Regions from separate parts of the Homo sapiens genome. Here regions 1 and 2 are each linked to region 3. A link is a loop called in an ENCODE intact Hi-C map of the cell type or tissue named here. Cell type or tissue: endothelial cell of umbilical vein. All regions are shown on one strand.

The links. Peaks named below come from ENCODE experiments on the same cell type or tissue, not always from the same donor. Only the 100,000 strongest peaks of a DNase experiment are listed, where the experiment ranks them.
Region 1: it touches region 3 in a loop (2.9-fold over the local background); 12 of 110 quality-filtered maps call a loop at or near these places.
Region 2: a loop joins it to region 3, with 10 times the contacts of the local background. A loop is called at or near these places in 10 of 110 quality-filtered maps.

Annotation. Positions count from the first base shown.
Region 1 is chr1:19,078,441-19,086,440 of GRCh38, reverse strand. It overlaps UBR4 (ubiquitin protein ligase E3 component n-recognin 4), which reads left to right. Exons shown (of 106, transcript NM_020765.3): 101 at 171-296; 102 at 1,743-1,937; 103 at 4,868-5,092. Among named protein-coding and RNA genes, the nearest start is that of IFFO2, 130 kb to the right of the region's middle. RefSeq lists an enhancer at 4,147-5,346. In endothelial cell of umbilical vein, no CTCF peak of the experiment used is centred here; DNase peaks (open chromatin) are centred at 3,130 and 4,720; H3K27ac peaks cover 4,029 bases.
Region 2 is chr1:18,881,045-18,889,044 of GRCh38, reverse strand. ALDH4A1 (aldehyde dehydrogenase 4 family member A1) reads left to right here. Exons shown (of 15, transcript NM_003748.4): 4 at 2,534-2,581; 5 at 3,417-3,572; 6 at 5,617-5,766; 7 at 5,847-5,921; 8 at 7,158-7,345. MIR4695 (microRNA 4695) reads left to right here and starts at 5,770; the gene lies at 5,770-5,843. RefSeq lists a silencer at 4,685-4,916. In endothelial cell of umbilical vein, a CTCF peak has its summit at 4,743; a DNase peak (open chromatin) is centred at 4,734.
Region 3 is chr1:18,968,269-18,976,268 of GRCh38, reverse strand. LOC105376815 (a long non-coding RNA gene) reads left to right here. Exons shown (of 3, transcript XR_947015.2): 3 at 4,980-5,791. Among named protein-coding and RNA genes, the nearest start is that of IFFO2, 16 kb to the right of the region's middle. In endothelial cell of umbilical vein, no CTCF peak of the experiment used is centred here; DNase peaks (open chromatin) are centred at 3,078 and 3,558; H3K27ac peaks cover 898 bases.

The sequences.
Region 1 (8,000 bases), 110 kb before region 3:
TACCACATTGAGGCTACAAATAGCAAATTCTCTTCGCAGGGTCAGGAGCCTGGGCCGACTGACTTCTTAGTGTTGGCATGCCCCCACCCCCACCCCCGCCCCCCCGCCCAGGTGCCTGGTTGCCACGTTAATGCCAGCAGTCGCTTGTCCCTGCTCTCCTCCCTATCCAGGTTGGCTCGAGGCCGGGAAGAGTGGGAGAGTGCCGCCCTGCAGAATGCCAACACCAAGTGCAACGGGCTCCTTCCGGTCTGGGGACCTCATGTCCCTGAATCAGCTTTTGCCACTTGCTTGGCAAGGTGAGTGTTGAGTATTTTTCATGGTGGAATGGAGGGGATTTGCAGGGGATGGGACAAGACCCGCTATCAGCCCAATCCCCTGGTGACACCATTTCCTGTTACCTTCCTTGGGAATCCATGTCTGTCTGCTTGCTGACTGGGGAGCTGTCCAGAGCATACAGGGTGGGGGATGGAGGCTTACTCAAGGGGTGACCTGACATGGCCCACCACAGGGTGGGAGGAACCAGCACCCTTAGCTTCCAGGGTACCAGATGAAATTTCTGGGTCTTCACTATTCCTTTGCTGATCTTATGACAGAAGATGTGGGGCCAACTTGGTCCTTGAGGCCAGAATTTCTGAGTTCACTTCTACAGTGTGTGGCTCTGAGGTTTAAATACGAAAGTGGCTTAGTGGCAGGGGGGATGTTGGGCTCCTTAGAAGGCCTTCCTGGTCCTAAAAACCCAGATAAGAATAGCTAAAGCATCTGTGAGGTCCTCATGTCTTGCTGATGCCTTGTGGAGTGGTGCCCCACCCCAAGTCCTATTTCAAAGCTCAGGGATAAAAAGATGCCTGTCATAAAACAGGCAGCTGGCAGTGACAATGGAGAGCATGTTGAAATGCTTAACCTCTATTCTTTTGTTTTGAGACAGGGTTTTGCTCTTGTCACCCAGGCTGGAGTGCAGTGGCGTGATCTTGGCTCACTGCAGCCTCCGCCTCCCAGGTTAAAGCGATTCTCCCGCCTCAGCCTCCCAAGTAGCTGGAATTACAGGTGCCTGCCACCATGCCCAGCTAATTTTTGTATTTTTAGTAGAGACGGGGTTTTGCCATGTTGGCCAGGCTGGTCTGGAACTCCTGACCTCAGGTGATCCACCTGCCTCGGCCTCTCAAAGTGCTGGGATTACACGTGTGAGCCACTGTGCCCGGCCAGGCATGTATTCTTGTATACATTGTACAGATGAGATGCAGAGTTTGAGCAACTTGCTCGAGGTCACCCAGTTAATAAGAGGCACAGCCCAGATAGATGGGAATGTGTATTGACATAGGAAAAACAAAAGCAAAAACAAAAAACCCTTTTATTTGGAGATTGAAGAGCTCATTCTTATGGACAGGTCACTTTGTCAGTCAGAATGGATGAGTTCTACATTGCTTCCTCCAAAATGTACTCCACATGCAGCCACGGTATGTCCTACAACATTAGTTCATTAAGAAATGGGCGCCCAAGAGTGGTGGGCTCTCATCAAAACTTGGCGAGTGTCACGTTCAGTCACTGCAGAAATGAAAACGTCCTATGGCCTTGTCGTCCTGCTGGCCCCAGCCTTGGCCTCAACTTTCCCTTGTATTCTTGTCTCCGTTTGCAAACCTTTGCAGCCATCAGGCCTGGGAGTACTGGAAGGAGGCTCTGTCTCCCAAACTGGGTTTTCACCAGGAACTCACTTCCATTTCATTGTTTGTTCTGCTTCCCTCTAGACACAACACTTACCTCCAGGAATGTACAGGCCAGCGGGAGCCCACGTATCAGCTCAACATCCATGACATCAAACTGCTCTTCCTGCGCTTCGCCATGGAGCAGTCGTTCAGCGCAGACACTGGCGGGGGCGGCCGGGAGAGCAACATCCACCTGATCCCGTACATCATTCACACTGTGCTTTACGTCCTGAACACGTCAGTACCCTGTGTCCCAGGGGCGGCATCTCGCAGACCCACCCTGCATCCCTCTGCCCGAGATCCCCTCAGCTTTTTCATAGCCTCTCATGCTAGTTCCGGAGCAAGCGTCTGGCCTAAGGCAGCCTTTTTGCCGAGGTGGGGATGCTCATCTGCATTCTTTTAGGGCCATGCAGAAAAAGCAATAAAGGGAACTTCCTTCCCCCAAACTGCCCTGTCTCCCACCATGGGCAGCCCAAGACCGCATCCTTGGACTGACGTTCAGCTCACAGGGGAGCAGGAAGTGGGAAAAGTCAGGCCACTGAAGCCTCTACTTCGATGCAGCGGCTACTTCTACTTTCCAGACTGTTCTCTTGAATGGGGGGAGGCCACAGGTCGGAGCTGTGCCCACATCATTAGTCAAGGGCATATAGATTGTTACAGGTGATGGTTTCCCATCAAGGGGATGCAGCAGAGCTGAGGACCCAGTTCATAAATGGAAAACTGGATTTGTTATCCCTGTTTTCTCTACAGTGGGTAATGCTTCTGGCAAGTGTGAAGGGAAAGGGAATGTTCAAGATTATCTGGGAAAGTCAACCGACAAGGAAGGCAGCCAGGAAAAAAAAGAGATTGGTAGTTTTATCCATATGCACATTATGGGACAGTTAGGTTGGTACCTGGAAGTGTAATTTTAAAGAAGCACTTAGGCCAGGCACGGTGGCTCACGCCTGTCATCCCAGCACTTGGGAGGCCAAGGTAAGAGGATTGCTTGAGCCCAGCCTAAGCAACATAGCAAGACTCTGTCTTAATGAAAAAAACAATTGTTTTAAATTAGCCAGGCTCACACCTGTAGTCCCAGCTATTCGGGAGACTGAGGTGAGAGGATGGCTTGAGCCAAGGAGGTTGAGGCTGCAGTGAGTCGTGATCACACCACTGCACTCCAGCCTGTGTGACAGAGCAAGACCATGTCTCAAAGAAAAAAAAATTAGGAGATTGACTATCCTTTAGCTCTTCCATTTAATTCACTGTTTCATGCTTGTAGGCCCCATCTCCTAGCAAGAGGCTTACGGTTCCCTGTTGAAAGGTTGTGTACAGCTCACCCCGGGTAGCTGCAGCACAGTTTAGGCAACAGGACAATCTGTCTCTTGTCTTTTCTAGTTCTTTCTCTTCAACAATGTTATCTTTTCCTTCCCTCCCATTTCCTTGTGAGTTAAAAGGCTGACCTCGAGACCACAGGCTTCATTGTTAAAACACGCAGGGGCAGGTTGACATCAGAGTGCATTACATCATCTGCTGAACTGCTTAGACTGGCGGGAGCAGCACCTGGCAGCACTGATGGCGCAGACCTTCCCACTGTCCAAATTTCGCTCCTTCTCAGTGTTCCTGGGGCCCTGGACAGAGCCCTGGGTGACTAGGTGTCAGTATGTTTCTGAACAAGCCAGACATTTGTAATTGTCAGGTCCCTTCATTGGAAAGGGAATTGGCTGTCTCACAGTTTCTTTGGTCAGCCAGAGGCTGACCCAGAAGCTTCACAGAGAGGCCTTGCTTCTCGGCCCAGACTGCTTCCCAGTCGACAGCTATCCAATTGACATTGGTGGGAGCTTGGTCACAGTGGGGCTGAGTGCCTTTGGTGGAATATTTGTTTATGGAGGCAAGTATGTCACAGCATGGCCACCGTAAGCCAGACCAGAGCCTGAGCAGATCCTGCAGCAGCCAACAGCCTCAGATTCCCTACAGGGCTGGAAGATCAAGTTGAATGTATCCATCCATGCCCATCTGCAGGCAGCAGAAGCAGGCAGGGTGTCCTTGCACCCTCTCCTCCTGCTTTCCCAGAGTCCAGCATCTGTGCCAGTGCCACCTATAGACCTGGTAACTTTTTTTTCCCGGTTCTAGTGTTGTGTTTGTCCCCACCTCTCCCTACCAGTGCCCCATGGAGTTAGGATAGGGCATCAAGCATTCATGGCATGAGAGCACCATTCAGGATCTAAGGAGAGAGTGTACCCAGAAGCGTGTCATCAGGAAGGACTTAAGTCACCTCTCAGTGCTGATTCCGTGACCTTTTGTCAAAGCTTCAGCGTGGAGAAGGAGGTAGGGTTAAGATGGACAGGCTACCTGGCTTCAGAACACAGTTTTTTCCACGATGTGAGACTTGGGCAGAATCCTTACCTCCTCTGTACTGCAGTTTTCTGTTTCTTTAAAATTGGGATAGTGGTGGCACTATCCCATAGCATTCTTGTGAGTACTAAGTGAAATAATCCCGTAAAGCACTTAGAGCAGTGCCTGGCACTGAGTCTGGTGTGGTCATCATCATCATCATCATTGCAACTTAGGACGCATGAGGACAAGAAGCAGCGCTCATCTGGAAGAGGCTGTTCTAACGAAGGCGGGAGGATCCTAGATCAGAAGAAGACAAACCGGAAGAGGGAGCCTAGGAAAGGAACCACATGCACATTTAGTGCAAACCATGTAAACATAACATAACAAGACTATGTGGAGCAAGGGGGAGTCAGGCTGTGGACCCACCAGGGAATCTTGATTCATGTTTTTGGCCCCATCACTCACTAGCTTGCTGACTTTGGGCAAGTCACTTCACTTTTCTGGGCCTCTGGAGTTACTAGCACAGTTCCATGTTGGGGAGATTGTGAACGTCCCTGATATATGGTGCTCAGGAACCAGTAGTTGCTTGGAATTGTATTAGAGCTGGGGTAGGAGCTAGACATGGGGCCAGGGAAGAAGGGAAGATGCCGCGAAGAAGGGCCTGGAAGGGGACGAAGGGCGTGGATTATCAGAGGAAGTGGGAGTAGTCGGCAAGGATGGGTGGGGAGTGTTGAGTCATCCAAGCGTTCAGCAAATGTCACAAGACAACGACAAATTGAGCAAATTCTTCCTGCTCTTGCTGCCGGGTCCTGCTTCCACCCTGCTTTTATTTTATCATGCCGCTTTTCTTCTAGAACCCGAGCAACTTCCCGAGAAGAGAAGAACCTCCAAGGCTTTCTGGAACAGCCCAAGGAGAAGTGGGTGGAGAGTGCCTTTGAAGTGGACGGGCCCTACTATTTCACAGTCTTGGCCCTTCACATCCTGCCCCCTGAGCAGTGGAGAGCCACACGTGTGGAAATCTTGCGGAGGCTGTTGGTGACCTCGCAGGCTCGGGCAGTGGCTCCAGGTGGAGCCACCAGGTCAGTACCTGCTTCCGGAAGCTGCTGCTCACTATTTCCCATCATCAGTTTTGAAAAGCTGCTTAGTGGTACGCACGTGCTAGGTGAAGGCATGCTTTGTGACTGCGGTGGTTGACACCAGCCCTTCTCCCTTCTCAGTCTGTCATGTCAAGAGTCTAAGCTGATGGCTGGCAGGTTGCCTGGTCATTTCTGGGTTTTCTGTTCCGCTACTAGAAAGGTAGAGCCAGTCTTACCTACTGTAGAAAATGTTAGGAAGGCAGCCAGGCACAGGGTGATAAAACCAATGAGATGATCAGGGCTAAGAACAGTAATCAGGTTTTCCACATCTTGCTGGTGTTGGCATAAGCCAGGAAAGTTTCAGTGTGGCCACATGGGGTATTTTCTAATAATTAAAAACTCGTCTTCATTCTCTCTTCTTGGTTACATTCCTATCCCATGCGTCCCACATTCCATGAACCTTTCTTCCTCTAGACCACTCTCCTATACGTGTGGACACCTCCCCAAGAAAGAGCATGTCAGAAAGGAAGTGGTCTTTGATTTATGACCTTGGGCTGTGATTTGGGACAGATGGTCTCAAGAGAAACAGCTGGAAACTGCCACCACAGCATCTCTTTGAGGACCCCCATGGATTGCTGTGCGCAGAGGAGACCCCATGGGTACCACTCAGGCTGCCAATGGCCCCACACAGTCTCTACCTTTCCTGGGGAGCTACGGAGCAGGCTCTGGGTTTGGCATTTTGCTTCTGTCCCTCGAGTGAAATGTGCCTCTGCTTCATTTCTGGAAGATCGGGTTTGTGATTTTTGTGATTCTGCTTTAGCCCAGGATTCGAGGGATCATGTCCACATTTGTAGGCCATCCAGGGAGCAGAGAGAAACTTTTAGGGCCGTGATAAAGACAAGCCAAGTGGAAAATAGCCTGTGCCCTCATTGGCACACCTGGTGTCTTTATTTCCATTAGCCCTGATTGATCAAGCGTTGCTGGTCTGTGGGCACTTCACGCTCCCAGAGAGACCAGATTGGAGCTGTCCTGTTGAATCTGGCCTGTACCAGATCATCACTGGAGAGTGGGAGGGGGCGTCTTGTTAGATTCCTAGGTAACCCCTGCCCCCATTCCTAACATATCACTTTCCAGTATTTCCCAAGAGCCTGAATTAATAGTTAACTAGCTGCTGGAAATCAAAAGTTAGATCTTGAGAATACTAAGTTGATAAGTCAGGCTTGGCCAGTATCCATATGCTGCATCCACAGCAAATAGAGTGGCCATTTATTGGGCACAGTCTCTCCATGGCGGGTGTGCAATCTGAACCCACAGGAGCTGTTTTGCTCTCACTTAGGAGACTAGCATTCATTATTGTCCCAGGCAGTTCAGGAAAAGCTGATTTGGTCACAGCTTAATTAGGAAATCCAGTGTGAGCTACTACATTCATGAGTTGCTGTTTTCTCTGTAGCAGTTTCGTCACCTTTACTAATTGGCCTTAAATAATTAAGTTGGGCAGGGTCACTCAGGATTTCTGCTTACCAAAGCACAACAGCCACAGCAAAGGGCCAAATACGGCCGTGGTCCGGGGCCGTGAGCCCGGCACTCATCAGGCAGACTAGGAAAGGCACTGTGGGTTAGCCCGATACTGGGAGGAGACCCATGGGGGAGAGACCGCGGCTGGAAGGGCGTGTAGAGATATCATCCTGATGCTGGGGCAGCCTCACTGGCGGCAGGCTTTGTCCTAAGTCCTGTAAGTCATGGGGTAAGGGGTAGTAGCAGAGACACAGAAATGTAGCTCAGCAGAAGCTGGCCTCTTCTGCACACTTGACATTCAGAAAAAAAGTTCCTCTGCCAGGAACTTGCAAGTACAAAGCCTGGGACATTCTCAGGCGTCTGTCAGAACTTGATCTGTTATCTTGTCTGCCAGGGTAAAGAGCTGCAGAGAAATGGATTCTTGTCCTCATCCACGGGTCCACCTTCCAGGACTTTAGGCTGCAGCATCATCACACGTATGCGGGAGAGAAAGTGGGGGCTTGGGAAGGTACTGGGGCAGAGGGAGGCCACAGGAAGCATATTTCAGTAGAGAGGGAATTGTCCCCATTTAATATTATTTGTTTTTTGCGAGTTATTTATTGAATGCAGGTGTGGATAGCCTGTCTCATGCTAGGCAGCCCCTTCACTTGAGGCCCATATAGTTTTAGCTTCTATAATGAATACCATCTATGTTTCTTATTTTTATGATTCTTATATATACCCATGCATTTTAATACTAAACATTTTAATATATGTCCCTTTAGTCATGGGATGTGTTCCAGTGTGTTTTGAGGTGTAGAATACTCTGTGACAAGGGCTCACCTAGGCTTTACTTATTACAGATGTGATGGCTGTTGGCAAACAAAACCTCCGTAGAGCTTGGGTGGTAGAAACTGAATCCTGACACTGATATTTCACTGTCTGTGCCGAGGGGAGCCTGATATTTCTGTGTTTCATACTGGCTCTACCTGGTGTAATCATTCCTCAAACCTCAAACCAAGAATTCTGCTGAGAAGGCAGTGGACATTGTTAGAGGCAGTCTCCCCCTGCCTGTCGCTCCCCATATTCCAAGGAACTGGCTGGTCTTTAATCCTGAACTGAATCATTGGATTAAGTAGCAACGATACTGGTTAGAAACAATGGGGTGTGGTGAGCAACTTGGATTATCCCAGGATTTAGGTGATGTCAGGGTGGCTGCATGCTCCATCTTAGACATTACCATTGCTTGATACCAACTTCCTAGCAGCTTGCTGCCATTTAACACAGCACATGTTTGACAAGTTACCGTGTTTGACTGGTTTAGGTCTGCTGGCTTTTAAGAAATTTCTCCTAGTGGGAATGTAAAGACTGAATTAAAACCTTGTTTCCTACCTCATTTATTAGGTTCCATCAAATT
Region 2 (8,000 bases), 87 kb after region 3:
CCCCGAGCACCTCAGATGGCATTGGCCTAAGAAGCCCCCATGCTTGGAGTTTATCCATCCAGAAACTGGCATGCACTTTACGTGGGCCAGGAAACTCATAGGTCTGTGATTTGAGGGAGAATAAAAGGTCAGCCCTTTTGCAAACAGGGCAAGCACATTCTGGCTCTGTCCGGCTGAAACCCTGGGCAGACGTGTGCAGGGGGAGGGGTGACTGAGGGGGAGGACCCAGGTCCCCCACTCTGAAGGTTCCCAGGACAGCCTGGGGCAGGAGTTGACCACAGCAGTGTCCTGGAGCTCTAGTTGCTGGGTCAGGACTACCTGGAGCTGTCCAAGCATGGCCTGGGGTCTGCAGGCATTGGCCAGGTCACTCTGTCTGTCACTGGGTGTGTGTGCAGGTGCCAGCTGACAGCAGCACCTGCCACCCAGCTCCCTGGTTGTCTCTGTAGCTGCCTAGAGCTTGCCCTCACCTGTAGCTCCGCAGGCGTCTGAGGCTGCATGGCAGCTGGGATTTTTCCAGGCAGCGAGGCTCCGGCATTCTGATAAGCCCCTGGGTGGATACTGCTGATTTTCATTTCCCACATTGCCTTGCCGACCTGGCTGGAGATTCTGGCCATGTGCTGATCACTGTGGCACGAGACATTTGGGGTTCTGGGGCATGTGAGGGCAGGATCTATGTTTGCCGGGACATAGTGCTGACGGGGTTCTGCAGTCCACTGGGGCCCAGGTCGCAGCCACCTTCTCTGCCCTTAAGCATCACAGGCCAATCTCAGGTGTGGCCCGAATACAGAGTGACTGTGCCAAGCTTTAACATGAAGGAGAATGGTCACTTTCTACTCAAGCCTAGACCAGCGCCGGCCAGTAGAATTTCCTGCAGTGAGGACAGAAATGTTCCAGATCTGCATTGTCCGTTCCAGCGGCCATGAGCCGCCACGTGTGGTTGTTGAGCATGTGAAATGTGGCTCGTGGCTACTCTTTTAGACAGGAAAGCTCCAATAACCCACCAGAAGACGGATAGGTAGCAAAAGTGTCAGCTATTACGATATAAACTATCTTGCCAGCCCTAGGAAGGAAAGAAGTGAAATTTCTCCCTGCTTCATTGGTCATGCTAGCGTTCACCACTGCCGGGCATTAGGTTTTGAAGGGAAGACAGGGGTTAAAGAAAGACACACACACAGAGAGAGGGCAGCTGAAACAGCAACACCAGTATATTGCAGAAACCTGAGGAAGTGGGGGACCAGCTTAATGCCAGGGCCCACCGCTGCTTACAGGCTGAGGTACTCATCGGTATGGGTGAGACGGGTCTGGGCAGTATGGCTTGCTGCCTGGCAGGATATTGATAAGATGTTGTTATGATCAGGTGGTTTGGCCCTCTCCGGTGGGATGTCATCGTGGTGTTCCTTGTACCTTTACCCAGCAAGATATGATAGGGATGGTTTTTTTTTTTCTGAGACGGAGTCTCGCTCTGTCGCCCAGGCTGGAGTGCAGTGGTGCGATCTCGGCTCACTGCAAGCTCCGCCTCCCAGGTTCATGCCATTCTCCTGCCTCAGCCTCCCCAGTAGCTGGGATTACAGGCATCCGCCACCACGCCCAGCTAATTTTTTGTATTTTTAGTAGAGAGAGGGTTTCACCATGTTAGCCAGGATGGTCTCGATCTCCTGACCTTGTGATCCGCCCGCCTTGGCCTCCCAAAGTGCTGGGATCACAGGTGTGAGCCACCGCGCCCGGCCAACAGGGAAGTTTCTTTAGGTGGGCCTTCGTCCGCCTTGCGGTCAGGCGGCTGAGCCGGATGGTTCTCATGGCCTGAGCTCCTGTGAAATGTTTCACTTGGCCCGAGGTCTGCAAAATAGCGGGGAGCTGACAAAATGGTGCGGTTTGGACCAACACCAGGTTGTGTTTATAAATGTTTGTTGAGGATCTTCCTATTTAGATTAGTAAATCTGGGGCTTAGGAAACAATTGCTCTGTCCATGATGGCTTCGGGGCAGGGCGGAAGTCCCAAGCATGTCACAACACCGGTGCATTCTTTTGGGCCTCACCTGGTTTTGTTGCCCATAGTCGCAGCCTCATACTGGACCAAAGAATTTTCATCCATGATCCCCTTTGGTTCTCCTGTCCATGCTAAGAGACAGGGAGGGCAGTCCCCATTTCCTAGATGAAGAGACTTAGGGAAGGAAGTGAGCTTACCTGGGGCCCCACAGCTAGTAGGTGGCAGAGCCAGGATTCGAACCCATGTCTCTCTGACCACAAAGGTCCGTGCTTTCCTGGAAAGACCCTGGGGTCTATGCCTTTCTCCTGGACTCTGAGCCTTCTGGAGAAGGAGCCATGTCTTACTCATGGTATAGCGGGTACACCAGCACCCTTAACAGGGAGCAACCTGTGGGCCGGGCACTGGGGAGGGTTTCATGGGAGCGGGGGAGGGGGGACAGCAGGCGTGTCCAGGACTTTCCTGGAAAACCGGCTCTGAGTCCAGTCCTCTTCATCCTTATCCTGGCACCTCCCTCCCGGGCAAGGACCTCACTCTTCTCTCCTTTCAGCCTTTTAACCATGGACATAAGGTGGCCAAGTTCTGTTATGCAGACAAGGTGAGTGAGCCTGTGTGCCTGGTGACCCGGGGTTAGGGTTGCTGCCCCTGCTCTGCCCTGCCAGCTGCTGATATGGCGGGGGCAGGGGGCATCAGTTGCTGTGTCCTTCTTTGGCCATGGTGGGTAGGTGGGCAGGGGGTGGCTGACACTGAGGGAGTCCCTGGGTGATGTCTTTGACTGGGCCAGGCATACAAAGGTTAACTTGAGCCAAACACAAGCTGCCTCAGCCAGGGCTGAGACATTCCCAGACATGCCCATTGTGGTGGGGCAGACCTTGGACTGGGGAGGAGGTGGATTCTGGAAGGCTGAGTCAGGGCAATTGGAGACACCATTGATGGAAAGCTAGGCCAAGAATTGGCACTGGAAAGGGCCAGCAGGAGGGGCTGGGGTGGCTGGGGGTCCAGGAACTGGCATTGTGTGGCGATGAGGGCAGTTGGGGTCTGGGAGGCCAGCAGCAGAGCCGTGTCTCAGGCTCCAGTTGACCTCAAGTTTCTGGATGGTGGGTTAAGGGGCACCAGGTCCCAAGAATAAGGTAAGGTTTTGATTAGACCATGAGAGAAAGTGGAGCCAGTGTAACAGCTGCGGGACTCAGTGCCAAGGCCTCGGAGAGCTGACCAACCTGGCCGGGCCCTTCAGGCTTCAGACTGGCAGCCACTACAGGCTCTGATGGGACGCTGTTGTTGGCAGCTATGGTGGCAGGGGGCTGAGGGCCCAGGGAGACAGGCATTGTCCCCGGATGGAAGAGAGTGGCCTCCCAGGTCTCTCCTCCCTCGCTCACTCCCCAGGGCCTTTCCCGCTGCAGGTGGCAGTCCCCAACCTCTCCCTCTCCCTTTAGAGCCTGCTCAACAAAGCCATTGAGGCTGCCCTGGCTGCCCGGAAAGAGTGGGACCTGAAGCCTATTGCAGACCGGGCCCAGATCTTCCTGAAGGCGGCAGACATGCTGAGTGGGCCGCGCAGGGCTGAGATCCTCGCCAAGACCATGGTGGGACAGGTGAGGTGCTGGTGGGCCCGGGTGGGTGGGGCGGGGTGGGGTGGGAGTCAGGTGTGCCCTACCCATGGCAGCAGACATCAGCTGAAGCGCTTCTGGGTCCTAAGCCCTTTTGGGGACCCAGAGATGTCCTCAAGGGACAAGGCCTAGGAGCTGGGATGGATGATCACAGATTATTAGGCGAGACAGATTGTGCAGAGCCCATGTGTCCTGCCTCGGAAATGTCCCCTCTCCTCCATCCCTCTGTCCTCGCTCCTAGGCCTTTGTCATGCTTTGCCTGGACTGGTGGTGGCCTGCACTGTCTCCCTGCCTCCTAGCTTGGTCAGCCCCTCGCCGCCCTCAGAGTGGTCTTTCCAACACCTCCAGGATGTTACTCCTGGCTTATGACCCACCCAGACCTCTCCACCACTGAGAGGCAAGTCCCAAGACCTGAGCCCCATACCCAGGGCCCTTCTGCCCACCTCTGTCCAGCTCGCCCACTGCTCTGCATTTCCCTGCCAAGCTGTCCTGCCCATAGTGTAGCCATTTGGCACTTAGCAGGACTCCCCGGCCATGGCAGGCATCCTCTCTGCCTCTGCCCACGTGTCCTCCTGCCTGGAATGCCTGCTGTCTCTTCCGTGCTCAGTGAACTCTTACCTCCTGGTCCAGCCCAGATGTCACCCCCTCCGTGAGACTTCCTGAGCCTTCTCCAGCCGAAAGGACTATTCCTGCCTCTGTTTCCCCAGAGCATGTTGTTCCTGCATCAGTTACAGCTCAGATTGCACTGGAGTGTATTGAGTTCCTAGGTACTGCCCCTTTACAAGCTTTTTGGACATAGTAAACATGTCTTGACATTCTCGGTCTTTTTCTGGGCTTTGCATGATACCTTTCAGGAGGCATAGCAAGCCCCTGATCAATGGTTTTCTCTGCACAGAGCTGGCATGACAGCTCCTCACCCTGCTAAATGCAAGTTGAGTGAGGAGTGGCTCTAGCAGGCAGAGTGTGCGGGGGACAGGAGTCGAGGGAGAAAGGGTTATTTCACCACCTCCAGGACCTGAGCCCTACGCTGCCAACTAACCTGGGTTCCTGAAGGGTAAATTGCAGGAGCCAGAACCCAGGCTGCTTTCTGGATCAGGCATTTGCCACTGCCTGCTCCTCGGTCCCCATGGTGAGCGCCCCCTCTGCTGCACAGAGCTGGTATGACAGCCCCTCAGCCTGCTAAATGCCTTCTTAGATTGGCTCAGCAGCCCTCTGGGGTGGGCGTCAGCTCTGCGTGTTCCTGGTGAGCCGCACGTTGCTGGGAAGACAGTCTAGGATCAGTTTAGGCTTTCTCTGTATTTGGCCTAAGACTCAGGAACTTCTAGGAAGCAAGGTACACATCTTAGCTCAGCTTCATGGGCTGTGTGTCTCTAATAGGTCGTGCACCTGCCAGTGACCTTGGGTGCCAAGAGGAGGCCACGTCAATCTGGAAAAGCCCCGTTCTTGGCTGTCCACAGTTCTTTTCCCTGCAGCTCACATTTGCTGTTATTAAGAATTGACGGTTTAAGGGAATCACAGTCACTCGCCTCTTGGTTTTTGGCCCAAACTAACCAGCAAGGCCGAACATCATTCCTGGGGAAGGAGCCATCCACCTCCCACACACCGAGTCTCTCTCCTGGTTTTCCAGTGACCAATCTCCAGCTCATGCTAATCTGCCCTTCTGTCTGGAAGGCTCTGATCCTGAATTTAGTCTGAGGCTTGACCATAGATCCTTTGCCATGCACCACCATTCAGAGTTGCTATGAAATGAAGACAGTGCATGGCAAGTACCTGGCCTGCTACAGAGGATCACTAAAATTCTTCTGATCCCCGTCCAGCCCAGAGGGCCGGCTACAGGAGGTGCTAGCTCAGGGGCTTGAGAATCCTTTCCCCCTCAGCCCCTGGGATGGGACCTGGTGAGCCCTCCAAATGTTTCCTGGTCCCTCCTGGGGCCCGGCTCAGTGCTCGCTTTGGGCACAGCGTCAGATGTGAGAAGAGGATGGACAGGAGGCTGTTGGCTGCTCCTGACCCCCGGCCCTCTGCCTTGCAGGGTAAGACCGTGATCCAAGCGGAGATTGACGCTGCAGCGGAACTCATCGACTTCTTCCGGTTCAATGCCAAGTATGCGGTGGAGCTGGAGGGGCAGCAGCCCATCAGCGTGCCCCCGAGCACCAACAGCACGGTGTACCGGGGTCTGGAGGTACCTGCAGGAGGCAGTGGGCGAGCAGGCGGGGCAGCCCAATGCCATGGGCCTGATCTCACCGCTGCCTCCTTCCCCAGGGCTTCGTGGCGGCCATCTCGCCCTTTAACTTCACTGCAATCGGCGGCAACCTGGCGGGGGCACCGGCCCTGATGGTGAGATGTGGGCACAGGTGGGACAGCGGCAGCTGGTTGTCCTCCTGGTCCCAACAGACAGACAGAGGCCACCCTGAGCCCCTTGGGTCTCAGCCTAGTCATGGGGAGAGGCACAGAAGGTGGAGGCAGCTTGGGGCTGTGGGTAGGCTTTGGGACCAGAGACCCAGTTTGAATCCCAGCGTCGTGCCTCTCTGCCTGGGAGACCCTGGCAATCCCTGAACTTCTCTGAGGCACAGTTTCCTCATCTGCAAAGTGGAAATAATAGGAAAGCCTCCATGACTGGGTTGTGAGGCTCAAATGAGACACATCCAGCAGCAGGCAGGGCTGGCCCGGAGCTGGCTGAGTGTTGGTGGCTCTGTTGATGATCATTACCGCTGACCTTCAGTGCTCACCACGTGCCTGCTGCTGTCAAGCACGGCATGGAGATGATCTCATTTCATCCTCTCAGCAGCTTCGAGAGGGAGTTGTGACTCTGCCTCTTTGCCAGATGACAAAACTGAGACACACAGCCGTGACTTACTTGGCAAGACTGAGTGACTAGTAAATAAATGATGGAGCAGAGAAAGATTTGGATGTAGTCTCTCTCGGGGTTGATGGTATTCAAGTCACTCCTCTGCCATTATCGGAGTGAGGTTGGCTATTACTGGATGAAGTCCCAGGCCTGTGGGGGAGGTGCAGCCCAGCTCCCAGACAGCCTGGGTGGGAGAGGTCCACATAGTTGTCGGGAACCCCGAGCCCCAGACAGGGGCACTGGATGCTGATGCCGGAGTGTGTACTAGGGACATGGATGGGGACGTCCTCATGCATCTGTGCACAGACAAACACGGTGCATGGCCAGGCGCCCACGTGCCTGGCTGCTGCACATGCCTGACCCAGGACATGTGCTGAGAGAGCCCGTGTGTACTTGCCCCGCCGCGCCCGGTGAGCACTCAGTGACTCTAGCAGTAAGAACAGACCTGCCTAGGTGATGGCAGGACCGGTTGGTGCAGGCTTCTGGGGAAAGGGAGCCTTGGCCAGAGCGTGGGGCAGATTGGGCTGTGCCGTGGCCTCCTTGGCAGGGACTTTTGGAGATAGGGCCAGACGCCTTGGAGGAGTGGGGTCGGGTAGGGGATGTCCTGGTTGGCACAGAGTCTGGTGGTTCCAGGTGAGGGACAACCATGCTGTAGGGTAGGGTGGGGTGGGGGTTGGGGGCTGGTGGCGCCATCCTCATGCATCACTGAAACACCTCCCGGGCAGGGCAACGTGGTCCTATGGAAGCCCAGTGACACTGCCATGCTGGCCAGCTATGCTGTCTACCGCATCCTTCGGGAGGCTGGCCTGCCCCCCAACATCATCCAGTTTGTGCCAGCTGATGGGCCCCTATTTGGGGACACTGTCACCAGCTCAGAGCACCTCTGTGGCATCAACTTCACAGGCAGTGTGCCGTAAGTCCCTGGGGATGGTGTAGGCTGTGGTGGCTAGGGGACGTTCACCTGCTCACCTGCTGTCTGCCTGGGGATGGGGCTGTGAACCCAGGGGTCATGCACGGACTCTACTCCCTTACTTGCTGTGTGGCTATGAGTGAGCCACTTCACCTCTCTGAGCTTCCATTTCTTCACCTGTACAGGGAGTGATTATCCTTAATTTGCAGAGTCATTGCAAGGATTAAACATGTTAATGAACAGGAAAGAGCTTCGCAGACTGGAAGTGCACCCTACAGCTGTGGGTAATATTGATTTCAGTGCTACCTCTGCTACTGGAAAGGGCACAGGGGAGCACAGAATGAACTGGAGGAGTCAGGAAGCCTTCCTGGAGGAGGTGACATCTAAGCAGAGGAGTTGGCCAGGCAGAGGGGAAGAGGCAGGAGAAGAATATATATGTTGGGAGAGGGAATAGCACATACAATGTTGCCAAGCCAAAAACTTGTGCTCTGGGGCATGGCAGGATCCTGTGTGGCTGGAGTGTGGAGTTTGGGGGCGACAGGGCAAGAGAGTGAGGGCAGGGCATGGTTTGAGTTGAGGTAGGGGAGGCAGGCCACTACCTGATCTCGACCATCCATGCACTCACTGGCTGAGCAGGAAATTTGGAGCTCACACTAAG
Region 3 (8,000 bases):
TCCGCGGAGGTGGCTGTCTGCCTTCCTTTTTCTGTCTCACTTCCTCATCCTGGGATCACCTCCCCAGTTTCACCATATTGGGGGGTTTCACCATATTGGCCAGGCTGGTCTCAAACTTCTGACCTCAAACTTCTCACCCCAGTAAGCGACATATTCAGGTACACGAAGCCTTGTATCAGATCAGCTTTTGGGGGCACCCTGGCTTAGGCAGTGCTCCCAAGCACTAGTTGTGATTATGGTCCTATGGGGGCCAGATGAGTCTCATGACCCCTGCTGGCCCATCCACATCTTGTTCCCAGTGTGCCCCACAAGCCTGGTCTTTCTATTCTCCACCCTGAGGAGGTGAATATAAGGAATGACTTACGCTGAAGGAGCTGAGGCCTGGAGAAGGAAAGACGGGGTCCCAAGGATTCCCGTGAGTCACTGGAAGTGCCTACACTGAGGATAAGGGCCGGTTTGGCTGGGTGCGTTGGCTCATGCCTGTAATCCTAGCACTTTGGGAGGCTGAGGCAGGCAGATTGCTTGAGCCTGGGAGTTTGAGACCAGCCTGGGCAACATGGCAAAACTCTATCTCTACAAAAAATACAAAAATTAGCCTGGCGTGGTAGCGTGAGCCTGTAGTCCCAGCTACTGGGGAGGCTGAGGTGGGAGGATAGCTTGAGTCCGGGAGGTCGAGGCTGTAGTGAGCCGTGATCACACCACTGTACTCCAGCCTGAGAGACAGAGAGAGATCTTTTCCCAATAAATAAATAGATAAATAAATAAAAGAGCTGGGTGAAGTAAAGACTTACAATTGTCCCCCTTATCTGAGAGGGCTACATTCCAAGACCCCCAGTGGATGCCTGAAACTGCAGATAGTACTAAACCCTATATATACTGTGTTTTTTTCTATACATACATACCTATGATAAAGTTTAATTTATAAGTTAGGCACAGTAAGATATTAACAACAGTAAAAGTAAAAGAGAATAATTATAACCGTATCCTGTGATAAAAGTTACGTAAATGTGATCTTTCTCGTTCCCTCAACAACTCTTATTGTGCTGTACATATTCACCTGTGTTCAGGCCACTGTTGACCAGGGGTAACCAAAACTGCGGAAGGTGAAGCTACAGGGAAGGGCGGATGACAGTACTTTGTGCCTGGCTCTGTGTGCAAAGCACTTTCCAGTGCTTGTTCATCCTCATGGCCACTCTGTGAGACAGGATGCTACTATTCCCATTTTACTGAAGCTCAGAGAGGTGAAGTGCCTTGCCCAAGGTTATACAGCTATTAAGTTGTGAGGTTCACATTTGAACCCAGGGCCGGAGCTCTTCGCTATGGTGTTATACCCGGGCTTTCAGGCCTGTTTTGCAGCTGACCCACCTCCTTTCCATTTAGACGGATGGGGACTCTGGTTTGACTGGGGAGGCTCGGCCTTGCTCTGCCTCCTGCTACCTTGGCCCCCAGCCCAGCTGCGAGGACACCATTCAGGCATGTCTTTGGCTGGGTTTTTTTTTTTTTTTTTTAACAGATTTATGTTTAGCAGGGAAGCCCACTCACAGGAGAGAGGCTGGGGCTGGACCAGGAACAAGGACGCTGCTGTGGCCTTGTTTGAGGTCCCACTGACTCAGGAACAAGGCAAGCCTCTTAGTCTGTTTCCTGGCTCATAAACCAGTGTTTATAGGGTACTCTTCTCTGATTTCCTTCCCTTCCTTCCTCTCTCTCTCTCTTTCTTTCTTTCCTTTCTTTTTATTTTATTTTTTTTTTATTTTTTGAGATGGAGTCTCTCTCTGACGCTCCGGCTGGAGTGCAGTGGCATGATCTTGGCTCACCACCACCTCTGCCTTCCAGGTTGAAGCGATTCTCTTGCCTGAGCCTTCCGAGCAGCTGGGATTACAGGGACCCACTACCATGCCTGGCTATTTTTTTTTGTTGTTGTTGTATTTTTAGTACGACGGGGTTTTACCATATTGGCCAGGCTGGTCTCAAACTTCTGACCTCAAGTGATCCACCTGCCTCGACCTCCCAAAGTGCTAGGATTACAGACGTGAGCCATGGCGTCCGGCCTGTCCTCTGATTTTCAAGGGGCTGGAAGGGACACCGCAGGGGCAGCTCCTGGCATGGCCCTGGGACCCCCGTGAGAAAGCAGACTTGTACTTGGGCAGGCTAGTACAAGTTTGCTTGTGCTCAGTTTGCTTGATTCAGCTGGGAGCAGGGGTAGGGTGGAGGTGAGGAGGAAAAAGATGGGAGGGAACTCACCTTTACTGAGTATCTATCCCATATCTGACACTGCATTAGGCACTGGGGAGTTGTCCCCTTAGGCAAGAGCCAGTCTCCAGTCCCACAGAACCCCTGATCGATCAACTCCAGGGTGTGTGGGAGGGGAAAGAAACTGACAACTGCAAATACAGTGCAGTATAACAGCAAAAATTTATCGAGCACTTACTATGTGCAGGGGTTTCACGGGTGTTATTCAATCCTAACACTGATGCCAGGCACAATCTACTGTCACTGCACCCATTTTACAGATGAAGCAGCTGAGGCAAAGAGAGGCTCAGTCACTTGTCTAAGAACACACAGTTAGAACTAGGAGGAGCCAGACTGGAACCCAGGCTGTTTGGCTCCAGAACTTGCAGTCTAAGCTGCCCGTTCTACGGTCTTATCAATAACAGGAGGCACGGAGGCAGCACGGGGGACAGATCTCCTCTGTTGGGAGTGAGACTGGAGAACACAGTGGTTTCCATACTGATGCCTGATTGAGGCTTTGAAAAATGAATAGGAGTTAGGTATAAAAGAGGCAGGGAGGGTTTTCAGCAGAAGGAACAGCCTGTGTAAAGGTAGAATCCTGAGCTAGCACATTAGGCTGGGGAAGTTGTAACTGGTAGTGATATTACTTGGGGACGGGTTTGGGAGTTACAATTCAGGATCGCTGGAGCATCAAACATAAGCAAGGGAGAGGTGAGGTGAGGCTGGAGACCAGGCTCAAGCCGCAGAGGACCTCTCCTGTCCTGCTAAAGTGTGTGAACTTTGTATAAGACACAGTTCCCTCCCCAGGGGCCTGTCCTGAGCTTGAGGAGACGAGCCACATTATTAGGAAATGATGATGAATCCACGGCTTCCTCCCATAGAGTGAGGGCAGAAGAGGAAGGGCTGCAGTCCCAGCTACTCGAGAGGATGAGGCGGCAGCATCTCTTGAGCCTAGGACTTCAAATCCAGCCTGGACAACATAGAGAGATATCATCTCTTAAAAAATAAAAATAAAAAATAAAAATAAAAAAGAGAGATAGTGGGAAGTGTGTGGGGGACATGCAGAACGGAGCGGGTGTGAGTTGTGGAAAGAAAGCTCAGTAAAGCATATGTTATTTTTAGCCCTGTGTATCCTCCTGCCCCTTTCAAATCTAACTTGATTTCAAATCCCTGCTTGCTGCTGACTAGCTGTGTGACCTTGGGGAAGCCACTGAACCTCGCTGAGCCTTAGTTTCCTCCTCACCTATAAACTGGGTGGAAATAAATGATGACAATCTCCCAGAGTTTCAGTGACGAGTTCACTGGATCTTTGCCATATCACCAAGATCTTTGCCATATTAGCTAACCACCTCCACCAGGAGGTGGCAAACTCTTTCCATAAAGGATTAAATAATAAATATTTTAGACTTTGCAGCCCATTGTCTGTTGCAACTACTCAACTGTGCCATTGTAGCAGGAAAGAAGCCTTACACAAGAAGTAAACTAATGAACCTGGATGTATGCCAATTAAACTTTATTTATGGACCCTGAAATTTGAACTTCATATATTTGTCACTACCACAAAATATTATTATTTTTAGAGACAGGGTCTTGTTGTGTCACCCAAGCTGAAGTGTGTGGTGTGCTCATAACTCACTGTAACCTCAACCTCCTGGGCTCAAGTGATCCTCCCACCTCAGCCTCCCAGGTAGCTGGGACCACAGATGTACTCCACCATGCCCAACTAATTTTTAAATTGTTTGTAGCAATGGTGTCTTGCTATGTTGCCTAGGCTGGTCTTGAACCCCAGGCCTCAAGCTATCCTCCTGCCTCAGCCTTCCAAAATGCTGGGATTACAGGTGTGAGTCACCATGGCTGACTCACACAAAATAGTATTCTTCCTTTGATCTTTGTTCCAGCCATTAAAAAATGTAAAATCCATTTTTTTTTTTTTTGAGGCAGAGTCTCGCTCCATCACCAGACTGGAGTGCAGTGGTGTGATCTCGGCTCACTGCAACCTCTGCCTCCCGGGTTCAAGCAATTCTCCTGCCTCAGCCTCCCAAGTAGCTGGGACTAAAGGTGACCGCCACCACGCCCAGCTAATTTTTGTATTTTTAGTAGAGATGGGGTTCCACCATGTTGAGCAGGATGGTCTCGATCTCTTGACCTGGTGATCTGCCTGCCTTGGCTTCCCAAAGTGCTAGGATTACAGACGTAAGCCACCATGTCTGGCCATAAAATCCATTCTTAGTTTGTGAACGGTGCATAAACAGGCAGTTGGCCAGATTTGACTCGACTCATAGTTTGCAGACCTGTGACCTAAATTATTATATATTTTTTAGATTCACCTTTTACTTACTTAAACAATTCCTTTGAAAAGGAAATTTTCATCATACCAACGTCACTTAACATAGATACAAGATGGCCATGTAACTATGATAGGCAGGGTGCGGTGGCTCATACCTGTAATCCCAGCACTCTGGGAGGCTGATGCAGGCGGATCACCTGAGGTTGGGAGTTTGAGACCAGCCTGGCCAACACAGTGAAACCCCGTCTCTACTAAAAATACAAAAATTAGCCGGGCATGGTGTCACGTGCCTGTAATCCTAGCTACTCAGGAGGCTGAGGCAGGAGAATCGCTTGAACCCGGGAGGCAGAGGTTTCAGTGAGCCAAGATCGCACCATTGCACTCCAGCCTGGGCAACAGAGTGAGACTCCGACTCAAAAAAAAAAATGATTAATGCAAATTTACATTATTAAATTCTCGACAGACCTCTCATCTGAGCCTGGGGCTTGTTCTTTCTTTGTTGAAGAGGAATACAGAGGTGTCAAGGACAGATGAGAACAAGACTGAGACTTTCTACTTGTTGAAATCTGCGAGAAAAAATGGGAAAGGAATGAATGAGAGGTTATCTCTTAATGTAAGTCAATGTTTATTCAATGCTTTGCCTTGTACAGCCTCAAATCATCTTGGGATCCACGGTGGGAGGCAGCACTGATGTGATGTCATCCAGTGCCTAGAGATGAGCCTGGCTCTATTACTGGAGACCGCTGGTGGCTGCATGGTGCCCTGAGTTATAACCAAGATTGCTGAATATCTGGGGAGAAAATTTCTGTCTCTGATCAGCCTCGGGGGCATGAGTCAACCTCTGCTAAGTGTTTTGAGCTTGCCTACTGACAAGTTGATGGCCAATGCAGAGAATTATTATTCTTAAGAAGATTGTAATCACAACTATGATGAATCCAGGTTGATGAGACATTAATGCCTGAAAGCTTTGGAGTATTTTTGAAAAGCATCGCTAAAATAATAATTGAAATCGCAACAAGGGGGAATCAAGAACATAAAAGCTGACTGAGATAACCTCGCAACCCCGCCTGCCTTTTCTAGACACCAGCTTGCTGGGGGGCTTCATGAGGCTTGTGAAGAAGACAGGACAAAAGAGTCAGGCTGTTGGGAATTTTAAGGTCCCAAGTGACATGATGCCTTCTGATGTTCCGGGCCTCAGTGGCCTCATCTGAGAAATGGGAATGATAATAGCATATGTGCATGGACCAGATGAGCTCTTCTGGTCCTGTTCCAATTCTGCCAGCTCTTACTCGATGAGATTCTTAACTCCTGGTACCCAGGTGATTGCAGCATGCCAGGTGCTCTCGTTCTGGGAGGAGTACCTAACTCAGGGGTAGTAAACGCACTGCCTGGGGGCCAGATCTGGTCCTTAGATGTTTTTTATTTGACTTGTATAGTTAAATACTTATAAACAGCTTTTGAGATTTATTACATATGGTAAAGTAATAACACAGACAGAAACAAGTACAATACTTTATTAACTGGCTCAGTGAACTGTCACCTAGCAGACACTGGGGTAACCACCAACCAAGCATGGCTGGCCCCTCAGGATTCACCCTGGGCCTCCTTCAGTCACTTGACACTGTGCTGTACTTTTTTTATTTTTTTTGAGACAGAGTCTTGCTCTATCGCCCAGGCTGGAGTGCTGTGGTGTGATCATAGCTCACTGCAGCCTTCACCTCTTGGATTCAAGAGATCCTCCCGCCTCAGCCTCCTGAGTAGCTAGAACTATGGGTGTGCACCACCATGCCTGGCTGATTTGTAAATTTTTTGTGGGGACAGGGTCTTGCCATGTTGCCCAGGCTGGTCAACTCCTGGACTCAAGCAATCATCCCACCTTGGCCTCCTGAAGCACTGGGATTACGAGTATGAGCCACTGCACCCAGCCTGTACTTTAAAATATTATTATTATTTTTAGTTTGGCCATGTGCTACCTTGCTGTCTTCTTAAGCTGACACTAAATTATGTTGTTGTTTTTTCACACCTATTCTGCAATTCTCCGACACCAACTGAGGGTCCAATAATTCAATTCAATTCCGACAGTAACTACTTGGAATGCATGCGGACTGCACAAGTGAAGGGCTCAGTCCCCCAAAACTGCCTGACTTCAGACACTGGTCCCAGGAGATCACCCAGACTTCTGACCAATTGGCTACAAATCGAGAGTTCTCCTGACCCCGCCTCAGGCTCAATATTTCACTTGCATGACTCGCAGATTTTAGGAAAACACTTCATTTATGTTTGCTGGCTTGTTACAAAGGGTACAACTCCGGAACAGCCAGATGGAAGGTACTGGTGGAGGGGCGCAGAGCTTCTGTGTCCTCTCCCGGCCCCCTACCCTCCCACCCAGCACCTCCATGTGTTTACCAACTCAGAAACTCTCTGAACCCCATTGTTAAGGGGTTTTTATGGAGGTTCCATTATTTAGGCATGATTGATTACAATCTTTGGCCATGGGTGATTAAATTCCATCTCCAGCCCCTCTCCGCTTCCCAGAGATGAGTGGTGGTGCTGAAAGTTTCAACCCTCTAATCATGGCTTGGTCTTTTTGGTGACTAGCTCTCATCCTGAAGCTCTTTGGGAGTCCCCTCACTAGCAAGCAAAGTACAGTAAATTCCGAGAAACTCAGAAACCCTGCTGAGAACTAGAAACCAGACAAAAAGATTAAATATTTATTTTTTAATTATTTCACAGAGTGCCTTTAAGCAAAGGCATGCACACTCCAATTTGCCACAGACTCCACCATGCCCCATTATTGCTCACTGCCCTATTCATAGATTTGTGTTGCCTGTTCAGCCTCTGTAGGCATTTGAAATTGTGATGCCTGCTTAATAGATATTATTTGCCTTAATAATAATTGAAACAGTCATTGTCATAATAATAGCAATGATAATGTATTAGTCCATTCTCACACTGTTATAAAGAACTACCTGACACCAGGTAATTTATAAAGAAAAGAGGTATAATTGACTCACAGCTCCACAGGCTGTACAGGAGGCATGGCTGGGGAGGCCTCAGGAAACTTACATCAAGGCGGAAGGTTGAAGGGGAAGCAAGCACACCTTCACATGGCAGCAGGAGAGAGAGAGCAAAGCAGGGAGCGCTGCACATTTTTAAACAACCAGATCTCATGAGAGCTCACAAGAACAGCGAGAACAGCAAGGGGGAAGTCTGCCCCCATGATCCAATCACCTCCCACCAGGTCCTGCAACACGTGGGGATTACAATTTGACATGAGATTTAGGTGGGGACACAGAGCCAAACCATGTCAAATAACAAAGTAGCTATCAACTGTTGGGTATTTATACTATTCCAGGGGCTGTGCTGAGCATGTCAGATATAGCATCTTGTTTAATCTTCACAGAAATTCTTCTAAGTTGGCCAGGCACGGTGGCTCATGCCTGTAATCCCAGCACTTTGGGAGGCCGAGGCAGGTGGATCACAA